2 separate regions of the Homo sapiens genome follow, and region 2 is linked to region 1. A link is a loop called in an ENCODE intact Hi-C map of the cell type or tissue named here. Cell type or tissue: ascending aorta. All regions are shown on one strand. Each heading gives the region's core, and the rest is flanking DNA. Links, peaks and the distances in the headings are about the cores only. Region 1 has its middle 26 kb from the start of SMTN. Region 2 overlaps MORC2 (MORC family CW-type zinc finger 2).

Region 1 (5,372 bases), core at 247-5,246:
ACCATGCTGAGGGGCAGGCCCTGGAGGAGGACACGGACCATTTCTCCTTCAGCTCTTGGCTTCCTTGGTGGGAAGTGGATTAATTCTTTCTCTTGTCTCCCTCCTAACCAAGCCTTTGAGGGTGCCCAGCTCAGAGTCTACAAAGTCCTTTTCAAGGTTTCCAGAGCCCTCCTCTCAGCCCTGTAGGGGATTCAGGGCGGGGGGACCTTCCCCATGGTTCAGATGGGAGAATTGAGGCCTCTGTACTGCCCACAGTCACATGCCATATTAGGGGCCTGGAATCTCATGCTTCAAGAAACTGAGCATGGAACTGGCTGCTAGATATTTCCTGTAGGTGTGGTATGAAGCGCTTAGAGTCTGACAGGTCCTAGCTCTGCCACTTACAAGTTATGCAGTCTTAGAGGAATCACTTCACCCCTCTGAACCGCAGACTTCTCCCCTGAATAGTGAGGACAGTGCTAGTACCTATTTGAGAGATGTTGGGAGGATGAAATGAAAGAATGCTTGTGAAGCACTTAGCGTAGTACCTGGAACATAGTGAGTGCTCCAACAATGAGGTTATGATGGTACGAAGTACCTAAAACAGAACATCAGACTGGTAGGAGTATCCATGCTGAGGGTAATATTAGCTAATGTTTCTCTTTTTTTGAGACAGAATCTCGCTCTGTCACCCAGGCTGGAGTGCAATGGCCTGATCTCGGCTCACTTCAACCTCCACTTCCCAGGTTCAAGCAATTCTCCTGCCTCAGCCTCCCATGTAGCTGGGATTACAGGCACAAGCCACTATGCCCAGCTAATTTTTGTATTTTTAGTAGAGACAGGGTTTCACTGTGTTGGCCAGGCTGGTCTCCAACTCCTGGCCTCAAGTGATCCGCCCTCCTTGGCCTCCCAAATTGTTAGGATTACAGGCGTGAGCCACCATGCCTGGCCAGCTAATGTCTTTTTTATTGCTACTATGTACCAGACACAGTCATCTGGACAATATCCCTCTAACTTAGTGCCATTTTACAGATGTGATAACTAAGGCTTGAAATTGACTTGCCCTAGCTCCTTGCCCAGCAAGAGGAAGAGTCTGGGCCTGAACCTGAGTCTAAGTCCATGATCTCAGGAGCTCTGATCCACTGTCTTGGATTCTCCAACTCCATTATGTTGAAGCCAAGAGAGGAAAAGGGAGTTTCTCAGGGCACCATGGAAGGTGGGGGTAGGGCAGACCACACTGGGGAGGAATTTTTTCTTCCTGGCAGCTCTTCATGGGTCTGGATAATTCTCCAGCTTTAGGATTAAGGCAGAGCCTGACTAGCACATTCATAGTCCTCTGGAAGGATCCAGGGATCTGGCTTTTAGTCTCAGGCCAGCTAGCAGATTCCATTTCCACTCCCCCGACCCGAGCTTTAATGACACCTTCAGCCCCTACTCTACTCTGTGACTGCCCGTTCCCCACCCCCAGCTTTAATGCATGGGGGCCCCCTTTTTTAATCGGCTGAACCTTTAGCCAAAGAAAACTCTTTGGTGCCCGCAAAACCAGCCAGCTGCCCTGGAATGTTGGAGGGGGGTCATCAAGCTGTTTGTGAGCTGCTGGCAGAGAAAGGTGAACAGCTACCTTTTTGGGGGGAAAGTCAGAACATCATCTGTGGGAAAAGATCTAGGGCAGACCAGCTCAGAGGCTTGGGCCTCAGTTTCCCATATTCACCACCATGGCATGTATGGGGGATGAATAACTTCAGCTAAAGATTCAAGAACTATTGTTTGGGTGCTTGCTACATGCCAGGTACTGCACTGGCTGCTGCAGACACATCGGGGACAGAGTTAAGCCCTGTCCTTGGGGGCTGACATTCTAGCAGAAGGCAGTCGCTCAGTAAGTTTCCCAACAGGCTAGAGGCAGGTGCCTCAGGCCCATAAGACCTGATCAACACACTTGTGGCTGGATAGGTTTCAGAATTCATTTTTGTTTTTTTCAGCCAGGGTCTCGGTCTGTTATTCAGGCTGGAGTGCAGTGGCACAGTCATGGCTCACTGCAACCTCAAACTCCTGGGCTCAAGTGATCCTCCCGCCTCGGCCTCCCAAAGTGCTGGGATTACAGGCATGAGCCACTGCTCCCAGCCTCAGAATTCAGGATTTTTTTAGATTTTAAAAGGTAATCCAGTGGGGTCTGGATCCATCCATCTCCAATGAAACATACGAATATTTCTGTAGCTAGAAGTGTGAGTATTGACTCTAAGTGAAATGAACAGATTGCACACCCTCAGTCAATCCAGGTCAGATATTGCTCCTGAATGAGTTTTCACTAAGTGTGCAGAAAAGCCTCTGGCTGTCTGAATTTTCTGAACTTGGAGCTGTAGGTATGAGATTGAGGGCCTGATTCCTCTTCCCATTGTACAGATAAGAAAACTGAGACTCGGGACCAGAGAGTCACCTACCCAAGGCTCCTGAGCGAGCAAAACCTGCAGGTGGGTGGGAATGCAGGTCTACTGTGGCTCCAGATTGACGGCTTGCCACTAACAGGGACTGTGCCTCAGAGAGAAGCAGGGACGGGTGGAGAAGGCTCCTTGACCAAACCTTAGCGGCCCAGCAGCCAGTTCTGCCAGGAAGGAGTTAAACACTAGCTGGGCCCCTGCCAGGCCTCTGCACCACGGCTCCTCACAGGGCCTGCCTGTCTGGGGCCTGTTTACCAGGCTGTGCTTGCATCACCGGCTCTGGCTCCGACGTGCAGTGCAAACACATTCACATTCTTGGGTCATGAGAAACGCACAATTGTGGTGACATCATGCCCAGCGAGGAGGCTTTCGACAGCCTCTTTCCCGCCCCAAGTCAAAGCTGTTTAATTAGCTCCCTTTAACTGGAACTCTCTCTTCTCGTAAAAACCAACTGGAGATACTGACCAAGTGCGGGTGATGGGGATTGGAGTGTTGTGTGTTTCTGTGTGTGTGTGTTTTAAGGGATAAAAATAGCCCATCTGGGACTCCTTTTGGGGTATTTGTGAGTGTTAATGCACGAGTGTTTATATTAAATCTATGTCACACTGGACATTTTCATCCAAATTTGGGGCTTGGAGATGGAACAAGGGAAACCACCCACATCTTTTGGTTCCCTCTAGTTTTTCCTTTTGGGAGGGAGACACATGGTCCAAGTAAAAGGGCCCTGGGAGACAATTTAGATCAATCCCTCATTATACAGCCAAGGAAAAGGAGGCCCAGAGAGGGGAGGGCCTTGCCTGAGGTCACGCAGTGAGGCTCCCAGTTCCCATACCCCTGGGATGTATCTTGTGGCACGCCCCTCAGCCCCCATTTCAGCTTTATGAGCTGTTTTTCAGGGTGTTGGAAAGAGAAGTGCTCCTGGCTAGAGCTTCCTGGCTATGTTTTGAGATGAAGAGTGAACATACCAGCTTGGGCAACATAGGGAGACCCCGTCTCTACAAAAATTTTGTAAACATTAGCTGGGCATGGTAGTGCGTGCCCATGGTCCCGGCTACTCAGGAGGCTGAGGTAGGAAGATCACCTGAGTTTGCGAGGTTGACGCTGCAGTGAGCTGTGATTGGTTATTGCACTCCAGCCTGGGAGACAGAGTGAGATCCCATCTCCAAAAAAAAAAAAAAAAAAAAATGTGGGGCGGTGGGGCCAAGCACAGTGGCTCACACGAGTAATCCCAGCTCTTTGGGAGGCTGAGGCAGGCGGATCACTTGAGGTCAGGAGTTTGAGACCAGCCTGGCAGCCTGGCCAACATGGTGAAACCCCATCTCTATTAAAAATACAAAAATTAGCTGGATGTGGTGGCGGGCCCCTGTAATCCCAGCTACTCAGGAGGCTGAGGCAGGGGAATTGCTTGAACTCTGGAGGTAGAGGTTGCCGTGAGCCGAGATGGCGCCACTGCACTCCAGCCTGGGTGACAGAGCAAGACAGTCTCAAAAGAAAAAAACTGTGGATACCTTTTTTTGTGGTGGTGGTGGTGGTGGCTTCCACATGTGGTGTTGGGGTGGCAGCAGTGAATAATAAAACAAGAGACCTCAGCCTCCCCAATCTCCTGTCTTTCTTTTTTTGAGACAGGGTATTGCTCTGTTGCTCAGGCTGGAGTGCAGTGCTGTGATCACAGCCCACTGCAGCCTTGACCTCCCAGGCTCAGGTGATGCTCCCACCTCAGCCTCCAGAGTAGCTGGGACTATAGGCATGTGCCATCACACTCAGCTAGTTTTTGTGGTTTTAGTTCAGACAGGGTTTTGCCACATTGCCCAGGCTGGTCTCGAACTCCTGGACTCAAGTGATCTGCCCATCTCGGCCTCCCAAAGTGTTGGGATTACAGGCCTGAGCAACTGTGCCTGGCCACCTCCTCTTTTTCTGTCCCAACGACTTGCCTCTCCCCCGCAGATCACCCCAGGTCTTCTTTTGTTTCTCTTTCCAAAGAAGTCCCAGTCCTTGCTGACTTCCTGCGATGGCCACTGAAGCTTGTTTCTCACTTAGGGATACTAAATTGAGCCAATATAAATGTAGGACACCCAGTTGAATTTGAGTTCAGATAAACAACGTTTTAGTTTATGTCCCACGGAATATCAGGATATACATTTATCGAGCAACCCTATTTTCTTCCTCCTGCATCATCCTGGCTGTGGCAGATACTCTTGACTGCCTCCCCATTAACCTTCCTTCTACTTCCTTGATAACTGAGCCCTGATTTCTGTCTGTGGTGGCAGTGTGTCCCAGTTGGCGAACTGTGATTGGTCTAGGCTAGTCATGACAATCCTGTTCTCTGTTGTTTTCCCTGACTCCCTTGTAGTGAGAAATGATCTGATGGTTATTATTATTATTATTTTTTTTAGAGACAGGGTCTCACTCTGTTGCCCAGGCTGGAGTGCAGTGACGTGATCATAGCTCATGGCAGCCTTGAACTTGTGGCTGAGATCCTCCCATCTCAGCCTCCCCAGTAGCTGAGACAACAGGTGCATGTCACCACACCTGGCTAATTTTTTAAAAAATTTGTAGAGATGGGATCTCACTATGTTGCCCAGGCTGGTCTCAAATTCCTAGCCTCAAGTAATCCCCCTGCCTTGGCCTCTCAAAGTGCTAGGATTACAGGCATGAGCCACTGGGCCCAGCAGATCTGATGGTTTTAAGATATGCCTGCAAGTTCCTTGACATCTCTCCTTTCAGAAGGTGGAGACTCATCCCTTCCCCTTGAAAGTAGGCTGGACTTAGTGATTCATTTCAAAGAGTGATTTCTGAGGGCAGCTCATAAAAACCATTGTTGCTTCTGCCTTGCTCTCTTAAATTACTCATTCTAGCGGAAGCCTGCTGCCATGTTGTGAGGACACCCAGTAGCCCTATGGAGAGGCCTGCATGGGGAGAACCTAAGTCCTCCCATCAACAGCTAGCCCCAGCTTGCCA
Region 2 (5,372 bases), core at 163-5,162, 110 kb after region 1:
TTGTAATTAATGTTCAGCTTCCTGAACACTGAGTGGTACTTGAAAATCTCTGTGGTTTATAGCCTTACAGAAGCTACTCTGGAGGCTGAGGCAGGAGAATCGCTTGAACCTGGGAGGCAGAGGTTGCAGTGAGCCGAGATCACGCCGTTGCACTCCAGCCTGGGCGACAGAGTGAGACTCCATTTCAAAAAAAAAAAAAATAGCATTTTAATTTACATTAATAAGTCTATTTGACAGAGGGCAGTCCCTACTCACTTGAATTTTTAGCCTGAAGAAAGGACAAAGAGCATTTAAAACAGATTTCTCAGCTTAGATAGTTGTACAAAATTGGTTAACTGAAGCTTGGGGGAGATTCCGAAATCATCAGGGACCAGGCTGCAGAGCAGCCTTGGGCTTGCCCTTGTAATACCTTACACAGACCTCTTTCCTCTTAGAAATGCTACCTTTATCCCTGTGCCAGTCAGTAGACTGAATAGCATCTATATGGGAAGTTGGCTTGCTTGGCTTGTGTGGGTCTCCTCCCTATACCTCTGCCTTACATCCTTCTCTTCTTTGTGTCTACCAACTTCCTTGATTCCAAGGCTGGTTTCTCTTTTGCTCACCTAGTCCTCATCATTGGGTCAAAAGGCACCTTGGAAGCTAGTATAGCCTGTTTCCATATTTGGGAATCGCTTCTCCATTGACCATGACATGCTTGGACCCAGACCACTTTCAGTTAACCACTTTCTGCTGCAGAAGACAACTGCTGAGAGAAGACGTTCTTTTCACTAGAATGGCAGCCGTAGTTTGTTGTGTTCCTTTTCTGTTGGCCAGGAAACCCCACCACAGCTGCTGTGCATCTTATTGTCAAAGGACCATTCCTTCTTCCCATCAGGCAGGTCCAGCTAGGAACAAGGCACCTCCACGTTGTACCATGTGCCTTCTCACTGTTGGGATGGGGAGCCCTTTCAAGGACCATAGCTAGCAGGGGATATGACAGTAAATGCAGATAGCCCAGAATGCCAGTCAGCCTAGGGATGGTCATGTATAGACACAGTACTTCATCTTTTAGATAGCAGCTTCCACTGCTGTGCCCATACCATGTCTGGTTTCATCACTTTGAAGGATACCCCAGACTTAATTCACAAAGGAGGCATCCTGTTGAGTTTGAGCAGTATTGATAAAGTACAGTGTGTGGTAGTTGGAGTACTTTAGTGCTTGGGGTCTATGGCATAGGGCAGAAGTGATAGTAATCCAGGTGGAGTGAGCAGAAGGATAGGATGATTGAGATATGTGTGAGGTATGTGCATATTCAGTGGTAGTGGGTATGATTAGATGCTGGACCAGATATTCCTGCCTTCAAAGGTTCTCCCAAGCTTTGTCATGATCTAGAAAACATTGGAGAACCTTGGATGGGAATTTGCAACCTCAAGGACCCTGAAGTTTAATTCACACCAGCGTAGAAAGTTTAGGCTTGACCTGACCTTTTTGGACCAAGCTTCACATTGATCTGCCTTCTGATCATAGGCATGTTGCCACCCTGTGGTGGGTAACGGCCCAGTAATGGCAGCTGCTTCTTTTACAGAAAGACGAGAGGACCTTCGAGGAGGATTTATGCTTTGCTTTTTGGATGATGGAGCAGGAATGGATCCAAGTAAGTGATGAGATTATTGTTTTGGGGGGTGGGGGGGTGCGATGTAACCATTTTTACAAAATACTTATTGTGTGAACTTGTTTTTCTGTTGCCTCCAATGTTATGTCTAGAAGATCCACCTGGGGAGTAAGAAGTCTGTTGCAACATCTCAGGCTTAATTCTACTAATGTATTTGCCAGGTCTTGTCCTAACATGGGAGATAGGATCTGAAAGGCAATCTTAAGTCAATCAGATTACCTGTCTCTTGGCGTTGTATTTATCAGCTTGCACAACATTCTCGAGCTGGACCTACAGATGCCTCTGCTAGCTGTCTTACCACATTCTGGGAATAGAACATAGGTCACAGTGATAGAGGTACCAACAGGCCAGGCAAAGCTGTGCCTCCATGTGCTTCATGGTGGTGAATTTCCTTGGAGAGAGGTTTTCAGCAGATACACACCCCTGCTTGGATTTAACAAGGCTCAGACCTTTGACTTTGAGGACCCTGGGAAAGAAATGCAAACTTTTCACTTTCTCTTGTGTCTGCCCTTTCAGGTGATGCTGCCAGTGTGATCCAGTTTGGGAAGTCGGCCAAGCGAACACCTGAGTCTACTCAGATTGGGCAGTACGGGAATGGGTTAAAATCGTAGGTATATTAGAAGCTTGTCACAGGGCTCAAACAAAATCCAGCAATGCTGTCCTGCTTCTCTTGGATGAAAACTTTCCTTCTCCTTGTCCCTCTATTGACTATAATTCTGGAACTGGAAGAAGTCAGAAAGTGGTGGTTTCTGGAGTAGCTTACCAGCTGTTCCCAGCTGAATTTACTCCACAGATTGAAAAGTATGAACATCCAAAAACAGGGCAGGAGAGGCTGTACGTTTCTCTTGGCACAGTGCTCTAGAACTGCACCTCTCCTGTTGAAAATTCTTATTTTTACCCTGTAGTCAAGGATGTGAGTGATTCTCTTGTGGTGTTGGGATGTATCTGAGATGATGAAGGGGTCACCTTACTGTGCAGCAGTGTTCCCTGAGCACCTGCTGCATGTCATGCTTTGTGCCAGGCACTGGGGATCCAGGGTAAGGAAGAGAGATGTGAGCCCTCCGTCCCAGAGGATGCTGAATGTACTGCAAGGCCCTTATAGCAGGGACCTACCTAATGTCTTCAAATCCCATGGGACTTTTTCTTAGCCTTAGTTCCCAGTTGGTTAGTGTTTGGAATGTGTTGTTCTGGTTTTGAGTGAAGCCCCAAGAGAAAGGTTTCTATTTCTGAAATGCTCACTTCCAGCTGTACATACCTTTGGATGGAATAAGATTTAGTGGAATTGGAGTTTGTGCAAATGGAATTGTGAGTCACGTTTCCAGTCTTGTCGTGGAAATGTGTTGTTTTGTTTGAGGGAGGGTGGTGGTTTGATCAGTCAGCAGCATCAGTTGGGCCTTGTGTGCAGTTGTGCTTTGGGTGTATGGAGAAGAAAGAGAGTACTTCCGAAGAAATCAGGACCTGGTATCCGGACTTTGTGATTTGTCTTTCAGGGCAGGAACCAAATGGTAATAACAGACACTTACCATGTGCCAGGCACACGAATAATCTCATTTAATCCTCATGATAGCCCTGTGAGGTTGTAGGTACTATTATTTTCAGATGAAGAAATTGAGGTTTATAAGGGTGAAGTTACTTTCCCAAAGGCATTAAAAATGCCTATGTGTAGAGCGCTAGGGTAGGAACCAGGTCTTTCTGACTGCAAAATGGAGCTGCTGTGCATTTCACTTAAATGACAAGCTAAGGTTCAAATCTCACTTCCGCTACTACGTCTCTAAGCCTCAGCTTCCTCCTTTGTAAATTGAGATGATAATGCATACCAAGTAGGTTAAGAATTACATGCTATCATTGCTGTGAGAGCCTGGTTTCTGCCTTTATTTCTCCTCCTTTGATGTTTCCATGGCAGATTGCTGGCCTGATTCAGTGGATCTGGGTAGGGGCTAGGAATGTGTTTTTCACAGATGAAATGAATCACCTGTAATCATATGATTCTAATGCAGGTTATCTAAATCCCCCAAAACTGAAGTCTCCTAGAATCAGGGGAAGCCCTGACTTTTCATCTAGATTGTAGATCAGCCTCCTCCTACCTGGTTCTGTCAGTTCTGTGGCCTCAGGCAAGCCATTTCACCTCTCTGAATGTCTGTTTCTTAATGGCCTCAGGCAAGCCATTTCACCTCCCTGAATGTCTGTTTCTTACTCTAGAAAATGGGGTTCTAATCTCTGACATTTATAGAGTGAGGTTCAGAAGCAAATGAAATGTGACTCTGAAAGTGGTTAGCAGACTGGGAAGGAAAGCGTATAGAAGTTGAGAGTGTTATTAGCGTATTTCAGTGGAAGACTTTTGTGAAGGTCCCATTGAGATGGAGCCATCTAGTGTTCAGAGTAGACAGTAAAATCATCTTGAAACCAATTCAGAAGTTGAATAAGTTTCAGGAGAAGGTGATTTGTGGGGAGAATAGGGCTGAGAAGCAAGGAAGCCAGTTAGAGAAGTGATATTTGGGGCTTTTGCTATTCAAAGGCTAAAGTCAGAATCAAAGACAGAAGGAAGATAGAGGCACAAAGTGAGAGTTTTTGCCAAATTAGGGCAAGGGCATGCTTTGACAGAAGGCAAGATAACGTGCCTTACTTGCTCCCCATACGCTTTAGGGAAGGAGGAGGAGGTGGTGTGTGAAATTTTCAGGGCAAGGAGCATTGCCAGCACTTTGGGTACTGGAGGAGGAGAACGAGGACTTGGCAGCCCCCAGGGTATCTTTGAATAGTGTCCTGGGAGTTTTCCTGAGTGTTTGGGGAAATGGGGCATGACATTCATTTGTGTGCTTGGCATGCCAGTCTGGTTTGTATTGGTACACAGAAGAGAGTAATGAGGCTTTCCACCTCCATCATCTCCCTGGGGTGTTATAAAGACTAATGAGATAATAGCCATAAAGCTCCAGAAGCTGCTGGAAGAAAGGAGCTGAACAGCCCCATTGTTCAGAGGGCGGTCCCCCTGCTGGTGCTTCACACTTCTGCCCTGCCCTGCGTTGCCTGGAAAGGCCTGTCCCTGCCTGCTTCTTAGCCAGCTTAATGTGGCCAAACAGAGGAAGGAAGCAGTTGAATCCATTCAGACTTTTGCCTTTTGGAAATCAGCCTCAAGGCACAGTTCCCAGAAACCAGTTGCATCCAAAAGCAGGGAGCTGCCTGTGTCATAATGAGCTTGAGGTGGCAAAACACTTCTGGGACAGGAGATAGCTCCAGTTATTGGACATGAGCTAATTACAGGCATCCTTGAATCCTGTGGTCAAGAATTATATTTTATTAGCCCCTCTGTATTACTGCGCCTTGGGTTCATACTGATGTTTTCTCGGGCTTGTGAGTATAGGCACTGGGCTTTTCACTTAACAGTGCTGCTGCCGTTTCGTCAATGGAGGGGAGTTTGTGTCAGCTGAGGAAGGACACGGTGGGAACTGGGGGTGGTCAGCATGGAAGATGACGTGTTGAGGGTACCAGCTACTAAAGTCTGATGGTGGTACAGTCAGAGGGCACAGCACCTCTCATGCGTCTGGGATGAACCAAGAGCTCAAAGACAGCAGGGTTACTCTTCAGCGTTGTGGGGGGAGTGAGACTAACCTGGGGCTGGTGGTCTGCCGTGAGCCCGCCCTAGAAGGGTGGTGAGAGAACCCTGTATGGTGTGGTTGAGAACGTTGTAAGTAAAGACTAAGGAGTTACAGGCCTGTGGAAAAGCAGA

Evidence for each region. A loop is a pair of places that touch in the nucleus more often than their neighbours do. Peaks named below come from ENCODE experiments on the same cell type or tissue, not always from the same donor. Only the 100,000 strongest peaks of a DNase experiment are listed, where the experiment ranks them.
Region 2: it touches region 1 in a loop (6-fold over the local background); 2 of 110 quality-filtered maps call a loop at or near these places.

Annotation. Positions count from the first base shown.
Region 1 is chr22:31,053,092-31,058,463 of GRCh38, reverse strand. No RefSeq gene overlaps it. Among named protein-coding and RNA genes, the nearest start is that of SMTN, 26 kb to the left of the region's middle. In ascending aorta, for the core only: no CTCF peak of the experiment used is centred there; a DNase peak (open chromatin) is centred at 2,693; H3K27ac peaks cover 4,384 bases.
Region 2 is chr22:30,946,638-30,952,009 of GRCh38, reverse strand. MORC2 (MORC family CW-type zinc finger 2) reads left to right here. Exons shown (of 26, transcript NM_001303256.3): 4 at 1,565-1,633; 5 at 2,168-2,258. Among named protein-coding and RNA genes, the nearest start is that of MORC2, 19 kb to the left of the region's middle. In ascending aorta, for the core only: CTCF peaks have their summits at 4,024 (motif pointing left) and 4,637; DNase peaks (open chromatin) are centred at 2,691, 3,016 and 4,699; H3K4me3 peaks cover 774 bases; H3K27ac peaks cover 5,000 bases.